Regions from separate parts of the Homo sapiens genome. Here region 1 is linked to region 2. The links are chromatin loops, found by intact Hi-C in ENCODE. Cell type or tissue: ovary. All regions are shown on one strand. Links, peaks and the distances in the headings refer to the core of each region. The heading gives the core; the rest is flanking DNA.

The links. Peaks named below come from ENCODE experiments on the same cell type or tissue, not always from the same donor. Only the 100,000 strongest peaks of a DNase experiment are listed, where the experiment ranks them.
Region 1: a loop joins it to region 2, with 2.1 times the contacts of the local background. A loop is called at or near these places in 2 of 110 quality-filtered maps.

What each region holds. Positions count from the first base shown.
Region 1 is chr19:56,914,948-56,920,324 of GRCh38, reverse strand. No RefSeq gene overlaps it. Among named protein-coding and RNA genes, the nearest start is that of MIMT1, 77 kb to the right of the region's middle. In ovary, for the core only: a CTCF peak has its summit at 2,158; a DNase peak (open chromatin) is centred at 501; H3K4me3 peaks cover 871 bases; H3K27ac peaks cover 3,139 bases.
Region 2 is chr19:56,852,003-56,857,379 of GRCh38, reverse strand. No RefSeq gene overlaps it. Among named protein-coding and RNA genes, the nearest start is that of MIMT1, 14 kb to the right of the region's middle. In ovary, for the core only: no CTCF peak of the experiment used is centred there; no DNase peak of the experiment used is centred there.

The DNA.
Region 1 (5,377 bases), core at 232-5,231, 63 kb before region 2:
TGGGTGCACACAGTCAGTCTACAGCAGGGAGTCTGGGGCATATGGACGGCATATAAAGCCAAGCGGCCCATGAAATCCACCAAGGAGAGGATGTGGAGAGGGAAGGGAAGGAGCCCCGGACAGAGTCCTTCAGAAACGTCTGTATTTAAAGGTCAGGTTTTGAGAAGGAACCCACTCAGTTCAGTGAATGAGAAGACCCAGGAGGTGCAGAATCACCAGGAGGACTCGGGGAAGAAAGCTGTGCAGAGGGTTTTGTGGTTGTTTTAAACAATGGGGGTGCAGGGGAGGCTTTCCAAGGTGAGGAGTTGGACAGGATGAAGACAGTGAAGTTGTGTCACAGTACTGACTCCGTGTTAGAGAAAAGCTTGCTTGCTTGCTTGCATAGAATCCTTGCTTTGCTCGAGTTTGTAGCTTCTTTATTAAAAACAGCCTCCGGAGAACAAGGCCTTCAACAGAGATAAAAGAGAGAGCAGCTGACCAGCCACCCTGGGAATGTGCTGACCGCCCTGATAAGAACAGCTTGAGCATTCCTGCAGAAGGCCAGGGACATTGACCAAGGAAGCCGCGATTAACTGTCCGCCTGAGCCCGTGCACGTTTCCCAAAAGCACTTTGACCATCATTTAAGCTCCCCTAATTTCCCTGATCCGGAGGCACACGTGGAGAGGTGGTCTTGGAACACGCCTCCACTGTTCACCGCCTCCCCAGGGGTGCCACTTCTGGAATAAAACCAACTTTCCTTTTCACCCAGAGCATGTCACCTTCCAAGGTGGACGTCCCTGTCAAGGTAGCTGCTCTTCTTCTCCTTCTTCTTCTTCGTCTTCCTTCTTCTTCTTCTCCTTCTCCATCTCCTTCTCCCTCTCCCTCTCCCTCTTCCTCTTCTTCTTCTTTCTCCTCCTCCTCCTCCTCCTTTTCTTCTTCTTCTTTTTTTGAGACAGAGTTTCACTCTTGTTGCCTAGGCTGGAGTGCAATCTCAGCTCATTGCAACCTCCGCATCCTGGATTCAAGCGATTCTCCTGTCTCAGCCTCCTGAGTAGCTGGGATTACAGGTGCCTGCCACCACAACCAGCTAATTATTGTATTTTTAATAGAGACAGGGTTTCACCATGTCGGCCAGGCTAGTCTCAATCTCCTGACCTCAGGTGATCTGCTCGCCTCCGCCTCCCAAAGTGTTGAGATTACAGGTGTGAGCCACTGTGCCCAGCCCACAAAACATCTTTAACAGTTGCTTTGGGGTGGCTGTGGAACAGGAGGGGCACACGGTGGTCTCCAGAGAGCTGTTGACACAGTACAACAAAAAGTTTGAATAAAAAAGTTTGAATAAAAAAGACTGCTAATTTTCTTGGGGGATTTTCTCCATCACTTTGTTTGGAATTTGTCTGGTGCAATTCATAGAGGGGCCCACCGTGCACACAGGGGGAGTTTCCCACGTTCTTCCTGCTTTTCTAACACTGATGTTCCAAGATATTTCAATGGTCATGATAAGCGAAAAGTTCAAGGGAATGTGTACTAAGATAAGTAAACACATACTGAGATAACATCCTCAAACATTTTTTCTCAAATAAGAAAGTAGAGGTTCTAAACAGGAAAACAGAACTGGAATTATCAAGTTACTGGACAGTTATAATTATCAGACTTTAAGAATGAATAATCAAGTTTCAACCAATTTCAGGGTATTAGTTGTCTTTTCTGTGTCCACCCATCTGAAAAACCAGAGAACAACACGAAACGTCTCCGTATTAAAGACAAAAACAAAATTCTGTTCTGAAAGTTCTTAGCCTTTGCAACCAAAATCAGAAGAAAAAGAAAGCGATCACATTTTTTAATGGAACACATGAAAGTGTATAAGTGAGCCTGAGAACCATCTAAGGTAGCCCAGGTCTAAGTAAACACAAACACAGATTTCTGTTTTTTTAAAAAAAGAAAATATAAAGTTGTCACAACATTAACTTCACAGAGAAAAAAAGAAAAGGAAAAAAAATTTCCTTGCAAACAGTTGGTGTGCAAACAGATGGTGTATTCAAGTCTGTTTACTGCTGGGCAAGGGAGGGATTCCGTATGCCAAACACGTAGTGCTGTGTATGGAAGACACCATTCATTTGCCCAACTTCACTGCGATGCATACGGTGCTGAAATCAAAGCTTGCTTTTACCTTGGGGCAAAATTCTCCAGCAGGGGGATAAGCTGATTCAACATCTGTCAGCTGGACTTTTAAAAAATTCAAATATGTGGGTTCAGTGCTCATCCATTTCTTTCTAAACAACTTGAATTCAAATTCAGTCTCCATTCCTTATAAGCCACGGGAATTTCTTTATCTTACCGTGAAATATGTCAGGCATGGAGAAGATCGTATATATAAATATACATCGGAATGCATTAAAGATAATCATAAAACCAACAACCACACATGTAACTTTTAGACATTACCAACGCTAAATAAATTCCCTGAAAATCAGTTCTTCAAATGACTGGCTTATTTTATTTATTTATTTATTTACTTTTGTGGATGGTTAATTCCCTGAATGGCCAAATTTGCCCAATTCACCGGATGCAGCTAGTTAACAGCGACAGAAGCATGTTTCCTTTAACTCCTTGTGACAGCTACAGCGATCCCAATTGTAAGGGAGTTCCTGGAAACTTCTGTGCTGTTTAAATGATCTGACTTGAAGTTTTCGTTTCATTTTTTTGGCAGATTTTAGTTTAGCTTTACATTGGCTGTAGCTGCTTCATTGTAGCCAAACTGAAGTTCAGTGTGTTCTGAGGATTTTTATATTTAAAATGAGAATTTCGGGATGCTTCCACCAAGCGTAATACAAAAGGTAGAACAGGTTTCTATTATCCAACTCATTTTCACTCCTGTCTTTTGAAATTCTCTTAACAGATATGTTACCCAGTGTGATCACACAAATGTTTTCAACATGGGTAAGACATCTGAGAAATGCTCAGTGCCTATAATGAGAATTACACCTAAATCTGATGCGTCTTTGAGCCTGATTTGCAAATCAGCTACAGAGCTGAGATAAATCTGCCAAAGTGAAACAAAATCTACAGTGAAACCAAATTTAATTTCAGCTGAAATGAAACTAAAACATCAAAGCTGGCTGGGTGCAGTGACTCACACCTGTAATCCCAGCACTTTGGGAAGCTGAGGCAGGAGGATTGCTTGAGCCCAGGAGTTCAAGATCAGTCTGGGCAACATGGAGAAACCCCATCTCTACAAAAAATTGCTGGGCGTGGTGGTGTGCAACTGTGATCCCAGCTACTGGGGAGGCTGAGGTGGAAGGATTGCTTGAGCCCAGGAGGTGGAGGCTGCAGGAGCCATGATCGTACCACTGCACTCCAGCCTGAGGAACAGAGCAAGACTCTGTCTTGGAAAAAAGAAAGAGAGAAAGACAGAAAGAGGGGAAGGGAGGGAAAGGAAGGAAGGAATGGAGGAAAAGGAAGGAAGGAAGGGAAAGGAAAGGAAGGAAGGAAGGAAGGAAGGAAGGGAAAGGAAGGAAGGAAGGGAAAGAAAGGAAGGAAGGAAGGGAAAGGAAGGAAGGAAGGGAGGGAGAGAGGGAGGAAGAAAGGAAAGGAAAAGAAAAGAAAGAGAAGAGTTACCCTTGAAGTCCATTAACACCATCCCATGGTGGCATGATTTTGTGTAATGTTTACAAATATTTAGTAGAAATTCATTTACAGTGGATCCATAATTTGGCAAATTGTCCATTTGGCAAATCCTCTTTCCAACTCCTCCCCCTGAACAGCGCATCCCATCACTTGTGGCTCATCGGAAAGTCAGTTTGTCATCTTCTCTTGCTGGCATCAACCGATCTATTTCCTTCTCTGCATGAGATCTTCCCATCAACATTCCCACATACTGTGTTGTCTTCCATCTTAAAAAAACAAATGCTTTTTAGATCTTAAGTTCCTCCCTAGCCACTGCCCCTTCATAGGCAAAACACATCCAAGGCATCTCTCTGCTCCTTCCCCTCAACTCTCTCCCCTCCCTCTCTCCCGAGCCCATGGGTATCTGGCTTCCATTCCCAACCCACACTGACCTACTCTTGTCAAGTTCCCCAGGATTCTCCACTTTGCCAGAAACAATCCAGTCCTTAGTCTTCATCAGATCCAATTGTTGACCACACATGACAACTTAGACCTCGTCCTCTCTGCTAAAATCTTTCCTCGTTTGGTTTGCACATCCCAAACTCTCTGGGTTTTCCTTCCATGTCAGTGAGCATTTTCTCACTTCTACCCACACTCACTCCGTCCAGCCCATGCCAATTCCTAGCTGTACTAGGTGGAACGGGGTCCCCCGAAATTCATGTCCACTCAGAACAGAATGTGGCCTCATTTGGAAATCGAATTTTTGCAGATATCATTATTTTAGATGAGGTCACAGCAGATGAGGGAAGGTCCCACATCCAATAACTCGTGTCCCAATAAGAAGAGAAGAGGACACGCAGAGATGCAGGGAGGAGCATGCCTTGTGATGTTAGAGGCAGAGCTTGGAGCCCTGTGGCTGCAAACCAAGGGACACTGAGGATCAGGGGCAACCAGATCCAGAAACCAGACGTCACAACATTGAAGAAGATCCAAGGGTCTCATCGTGCTGGGAACAAGATCCAGACGGCTCCCTTGTGCCTGCGAGGTCCCATGAGGTCCCATGAGATCCATTGCTCTTCTTCAGCCTACTCTTACCTTCTCCCATCTCCCCTTTGTTCACTCCATTCCCACCACACCAAGCTTCCCTCCATTCCCTGAGCATGTTCTGTGCCTCTGCAGGGAGACTGTGCCCTTCCGGTTCCCTCTGCAGTTCCCCCAGAATCTTGCTGTGGTAGAATGAGTACATCCTTCGGGTCTTGGGGCAGTTGTCCCCTGCTTGGAGGAGCCTTCCTGACTACATCAGCTGACCACATCAGCCGCCTCTGCACTACTCCCCACTCCCTCCACCTGCTCTACTCTTTCCACCACCCAACAAATTACATTAGGTCACTCTATTGTATTTATTTATTTATTTTTGAGATGGTGTCTCACTCTGTCTCCCAGGCTGGAGTGCAGTGGCCTGATCTTGGCTCACTGCAACCTCCGCCTCCCAGGTTCAATCAATTCTTCTGCCTCAGCCTACTGCGTAGCTGGCACTACAGGTGCACGCCACCATGCCTGGCTAATTTTTGTGTTTTTAGTAGAGACAGGGTTTCACCATGTTGGCCAGGATGGTCTCGATCTCTTGACCTCATGATCTGCCTGCCTCGGCCTCCCAAAGTGCTGGGATTACAGGCGTGAGCCACCATGCCTGGCCAGGTCACTGTATTATTCTAAACCATATTACACATTACTGCATTGCATAACACATGACCGTATCATATCATCATGTCACATATTAGATGATATTAC
Region 2 (5,377 bases), core at 301-5,300:
ACTGTTCTTTTAATATTTGGACTTAGTGGTACTTTTTGTGAAAGGGTTGGTTACTTTAATATGAATGTTTGGCTTTATACTGTCCTGAAACTCCTACTTGAGAAAGTTAAAAAATAAAAGTTTTCCTTAAGGAAAATTTGTTAGATTTGCACTACTGAGGAACGGTGTACAAATTTGTATCTGAAGATATTTATCCAGCAGCACCGAATATATACACATGAATTCGAAATACTTAAGAACTGGTTTATTTATTTATCTTGTAAAGTAGTGTTTATTTTAATCTGACCATGCAACAAATCAGCTATGTGTGGAGGACTTCAGAGCCCTGGCAGAGACCTCTCCAGAATCCCTGCTCAGTGTCTCCACTTGCTTTAGTGTAAGCATTTTAAATATTACATGTCCCACATAGCTTTTGATGTTATGCTCTTACCCTGAAACCTGTGTCTCAGTTACTCACCAAATAACACTCCTGTGCACCCAGTTGTCCAAACCAGAAATGTGGAACTCATTTCTGATTCTTTTTTCTTTGCCACACATACACAAATCATCAGCAAGATTTCTCTATATTGTTTCCAAAGTACATCTTGTATTTGTTCACTTCTGCGTATCTCTACTGCCACCATACTAGTTTGGAGCCCTGCCATCCTTTGCTGCCCCTTAACTGGTCTTCCTGCTTCCTCTGTTAAGTATCTCTAGTCCCCTAGTTCTCCACAGAGCAACATGAATCATCTTAAAATGCACTGTGTCAGGCCTTATTTAAAAATCTTTAATGGCCTCCATTACATTTAGGATTAAGTTCAAGATCTTCCTCTTAATCTACAGTTCCAAAAGAGCTGGCTTTTGAATACCTGTACAACCTCATTTTACACCCCTCATTATCCTCTAGCCACTCTGATGTCTTTTCTGTTTTTTTTCCTTTATTATCTTTGTATATTGCTGTTTTGTTCTTTTTATTTTTTTATGTTTTGAGATGGAGTCTCGCTCTGTTGCTCAGGCTGGAGTTAAGTGGTGCGATCTCGGCTCACTGCAACCTCTGCCTCCTGGGTTCAAGCGATTCCCCCACCTCAGCCTCCCGAGTAGTAGCTGGGATTACAGGTATGCACTACCATGCCTGGCTAATTTATGTATATTTAGTAGAGACGGGGTTTCACCATGTTGGCCAGGCTGGTCTCAAGCTCCTGACCTCGAGTGATCCTCCGCCTCAGCCTCCCAAAGTGCTGGGATTACAGGCGTGAGTCACCACGCCCTGCCTGTTTTGTCTTTTTGAAATGTTCTTCCCTTCTTCTTCCCCAGGCTGGCTTTTTCAAAATTTAGTCTTAGTTTCTCTTCCTCAGAGATCCCTGACTATTCTGTATCTACCATACAAACATAACCATCCTCATTTCGGCATCCTGGGTTTTTTGTTTGTTTGTTTGTTTAAAGCATTTACCATAATCTTTAAAGGTTTATTGAATGTCTCTTCCCAGCTGGACTGAAACTCTGAAGACATATTAAATAAATAAGTTATGGCAGGGGCCATTTCAATTTGATTTACAATGAACCATGAAGTTGACCTAGCATTGGGTCTTATATTAAAAGTAATTGCGAAAACCACTATTACTTTTGACCAACCTAATAAGATAGTAGGTACTCAAATATTTGCTGAAACAATAGCTGAATAATCATTTATCGAGAGACTTCTGTGTATTAAGCTTTGTGCTAGGCCTTGAGATCATAATAGTGAAAAAGACAGATTTCCATCCAATCTGCTCAAATAACCCAGACTGTTACAGATTTACTGTAGACCAGAGATTCTCAAGCTTTTTGGTCTCAAAACCCATTTACACTCATGAAAATGAGGACCCTAAAGAACTTTTGCTTATGTGGCTTATACCTATCAATATGTATAGTTTTAGGTATTTTAAAAACTAGAAATATGGCCGGGTGTGGTGGCTCATGCCGGTAATCCCAGCACTTTGGGAGGCTGAGGTGGGCGGATAACTAGGTCAGGAGTTCGAGACCAGCCTGGCCAACATGGTGGAACCCCATCAGGATGAAATTTGGATGGGGACACAGAGCCAAACCACATCATTCCTCCCCTGGCCCCTCCCAAATCTCATGTTTTCACATTTTAAAACCAATCATGCCATCCAAACAGTCCCCTAAAGTCTTCACTCATATCAGGATTAACTCAGAAGTCCACAGTCCAAAGTCTCATGGGGTTCCAACATGGTGGAACCCCACCATGCCATCTCCAGCACGCGCCTGTAATCCCAGCTACTCAGGAGGCTGAGGCAGGAGAATTGCTTAACCGGGATCCGGGAGGCAGAGGTTGCAGTGAGCCGAGATCATGCTACTACACTCCAGCCTGTGCTACAGAGTGAGACTCTGTCTCAAAAACAAACAAACAAACAAACACCTAGAAATAAAGTCAGAGGATTTCAGTACCTGTATTAGTCCAATTTCACACTGCTGATAAAGACATACCCAAGACTGGGAAGAAAAAGAGGTTTAACGGACTTACTGTTCCACATGGCTGGGGGGCCTCACAGTCATGGCAGAAGGCAAGGAGGAGCAAGTCAAGTCTTACATGGATGGCACCAAAGAAAGAGAGCTTGTGCAAGGAAACTACCATTTTCAAAACCATCAGATCTCATGAGACTTATACACCATCATGAGAACAGCACAGGAAAGACCCACCCCCATGATTCAGCTATCTCCCACTGAGTCCCTCCCACAGCACGTGGGAATTATGGGAGCCACAGGATGAAATTTGGATGGGGACACAGAGCCAAACCACATCATTCCTCCCCTGGCCCCTCCCAAATCTCATGTTTTCACATTTTAAAACCAATCATGCCATCCAAACAGTCCCCTAAAGTCTTCACTCATATCAGGATTAACTCAGAAGTCCACAGTCCAAAGTCTCATATGAGACAAGGCAAGTCCCTTCTGCCTATGAGCCTGTAAAATCAAAAGCAAGCTAGTTACTTCCTAGACACAATGGGGGTACAGGTATTGGGTAAATATAGCTGTTCCAAATGGGAGAAATGGCCAAAACAAAGGGGCTACAGGGCCCATGCAAGTCCAAAATCCAGCTGGGCAATCAAATCTTAAAGTTCCAAAATGATCTTCTTTGGCTCCATGTCTCACATCCAGGTCATGCTGATGTAAGAGGTGGGTTCCCATGGTCTTGGGCAGCTCTGCCCCTGTGGCTTTGCCAGGGTACATCCTCCCTCCAGGCTGCTTTCATGGGCTGGCATTGAGTGTCTGCAGCTTTGCCAGGTGCCCAGTGCAAGCTGTAGGTGGATCTACCATTCTAGGGTCTGGAGGATGGTGGCCCTCTTCTCACAGCTCCACTAGGCAGTGCCCCAGTAGGGACTCTGTTTGGGGGCTCTGACCCCACATTTCCCATCTGCACTGCCCTAGCAGAGGTTCTCCATGAGAGCCCTACCCCTGCAGCAGACTTCTGCCTGGACATTCAGGTGTTTCCGTACATCCTCTGAAATCTAGGTGGAGGTTCCCAAACCTCAATTCTTGACTTCTGTGCACCCGCAGGCTCAACACTACGTGGAAGCTGCCAAGGCTTGGGACTTGTACTCTCTGAAGCCATGGGCCAAGCTGTGTCTTGGCCCTTTTTAGTCATGGCTAGAGCAGCTGGGATGCAGGACACCAAGTGCCTAGGCTGCACACAGCACGGGGACCCTGGGCGCAGCCCCCAAAACCATTTTTTCTTCCTATGCCTCCAGGCCTGTGATGGGAGGGGCTGCTGTGAAGACCTCTGATATGCCCTGGAGACATTTTCCCCATTGTCTTGAGGATTAAAATTTGGCTCCTCCTTACTTATGCACATTTCTGCAGCAGGCTTGAATTTCTCCTCAGAAAATGGGATTTTCTTTTCTATCGCATTGTCAGGCTGCAAATTTTTCGAACTTTTATCCAGGAGCTGGTTTTTTGAAAAGATCAACAAAACTGATAGACCGCTAGCAAGACTAATAAAGAAGAAAAGAGAGAAGAATCAAATAGATGCAATAAAAAATGATAAAGGGGATATCACCACCGATCCCAAAGAAATACAAACTACCATCAGAGAATACTATAAACACCTCTACGTAAATAAACTAGAAAATCTAGAAGAAATGGATAAATTCCTCAACACATACACCCTCCCAAGATTAAACCAGGAAGAAGTTGAATCTCTGAATAGACCAATAACAGGCTCTGAAATTGAGGCAATAATTAATAGCTTACCAACCAAAAAAAGTCCAGGACCAGACAGATTCACAGCCGAATTCTACCAGAGGTACAAGGAGGAGCTGGTACCATTCCTTCTGAAACTATTCCAATCAATAGAAAAAGAGGGAATCCTCCCTAACTCATTTTATGAGGCCAGCATCATCCTGATACCAAAGCCTGGCAGAGACACAACAAAAAAAGAGAATTTTAGACCAATATCCCTGATGAACATTGATGCAAAAATCCTTAATAAAATACTAGCAAACCGAATCCAGCAGCACATCAAGAAGCTTATCCACCATGATCAAGTGTGCTTCATCCCTGGGATGCAAGGCTGGTTCAACATATGCAAATCAGTAAACATAATCCAGCATATAAACAGAACCAACAACAAAAACCATATGATTATCTCAATAGATGCAGAAAAGGCCTTTGATAAAATTCAACAACCTTCATGCTAAAAAGCTCTCAATAAATTAGGTATTGATGGGACGTATCTCAAAATAATAAGAGCTATCTATGACAAACCCACAGCCAATATCATACTGAATGGGCAAAAACTGGAAGCATTCCCTGTGCTCTGCTTCCCTTATAAAACTGAATGCCTTTAACAGCACCCAAGTCACCTCTTGAATGCTTTGCTGCTTAGAAAATTCTTCCGCCAGATGCCCTAAATCATCTCTTTCAAGTTCAAAGTTCTACAGGTCTCTGGGGCAGGGACAAAATTCTGCCAGTCTCTTTGCTAAAACATAAGAAGAGTCACTTTTGCTCCAGTTGCCAACATGTTCCTCATCTCCATCTGAGACCACCTCAGCCTGGACCTTATTGTTCATATCACTTACCAGCATTTTTTTCAAAGCCATTCAACAAGTCTCTAGGAAGTTCCAAACTTTCCCACATTTTCCTGTCTTCTTCTGATCCCTCCAAACTATTCCAACCTCTGCCTGTTAACCTAGTTCCAAAGTTGCTTTCACATCTTTGGGTATCTCTTCAGCGCCCCACTCTAGTGGTACAATTTATTGTATTAGTCTGTTTTCAAGCTGCTGATAAAGACATACCCAAGACTGGGAAGAAAAAGAGGTTTAATGGACTTACAGTTCCACATGGCTGGGGAGGCCTCACAATCATGTCAGAAGGCAAGGAGGAACAAGTCAAGTCTTAT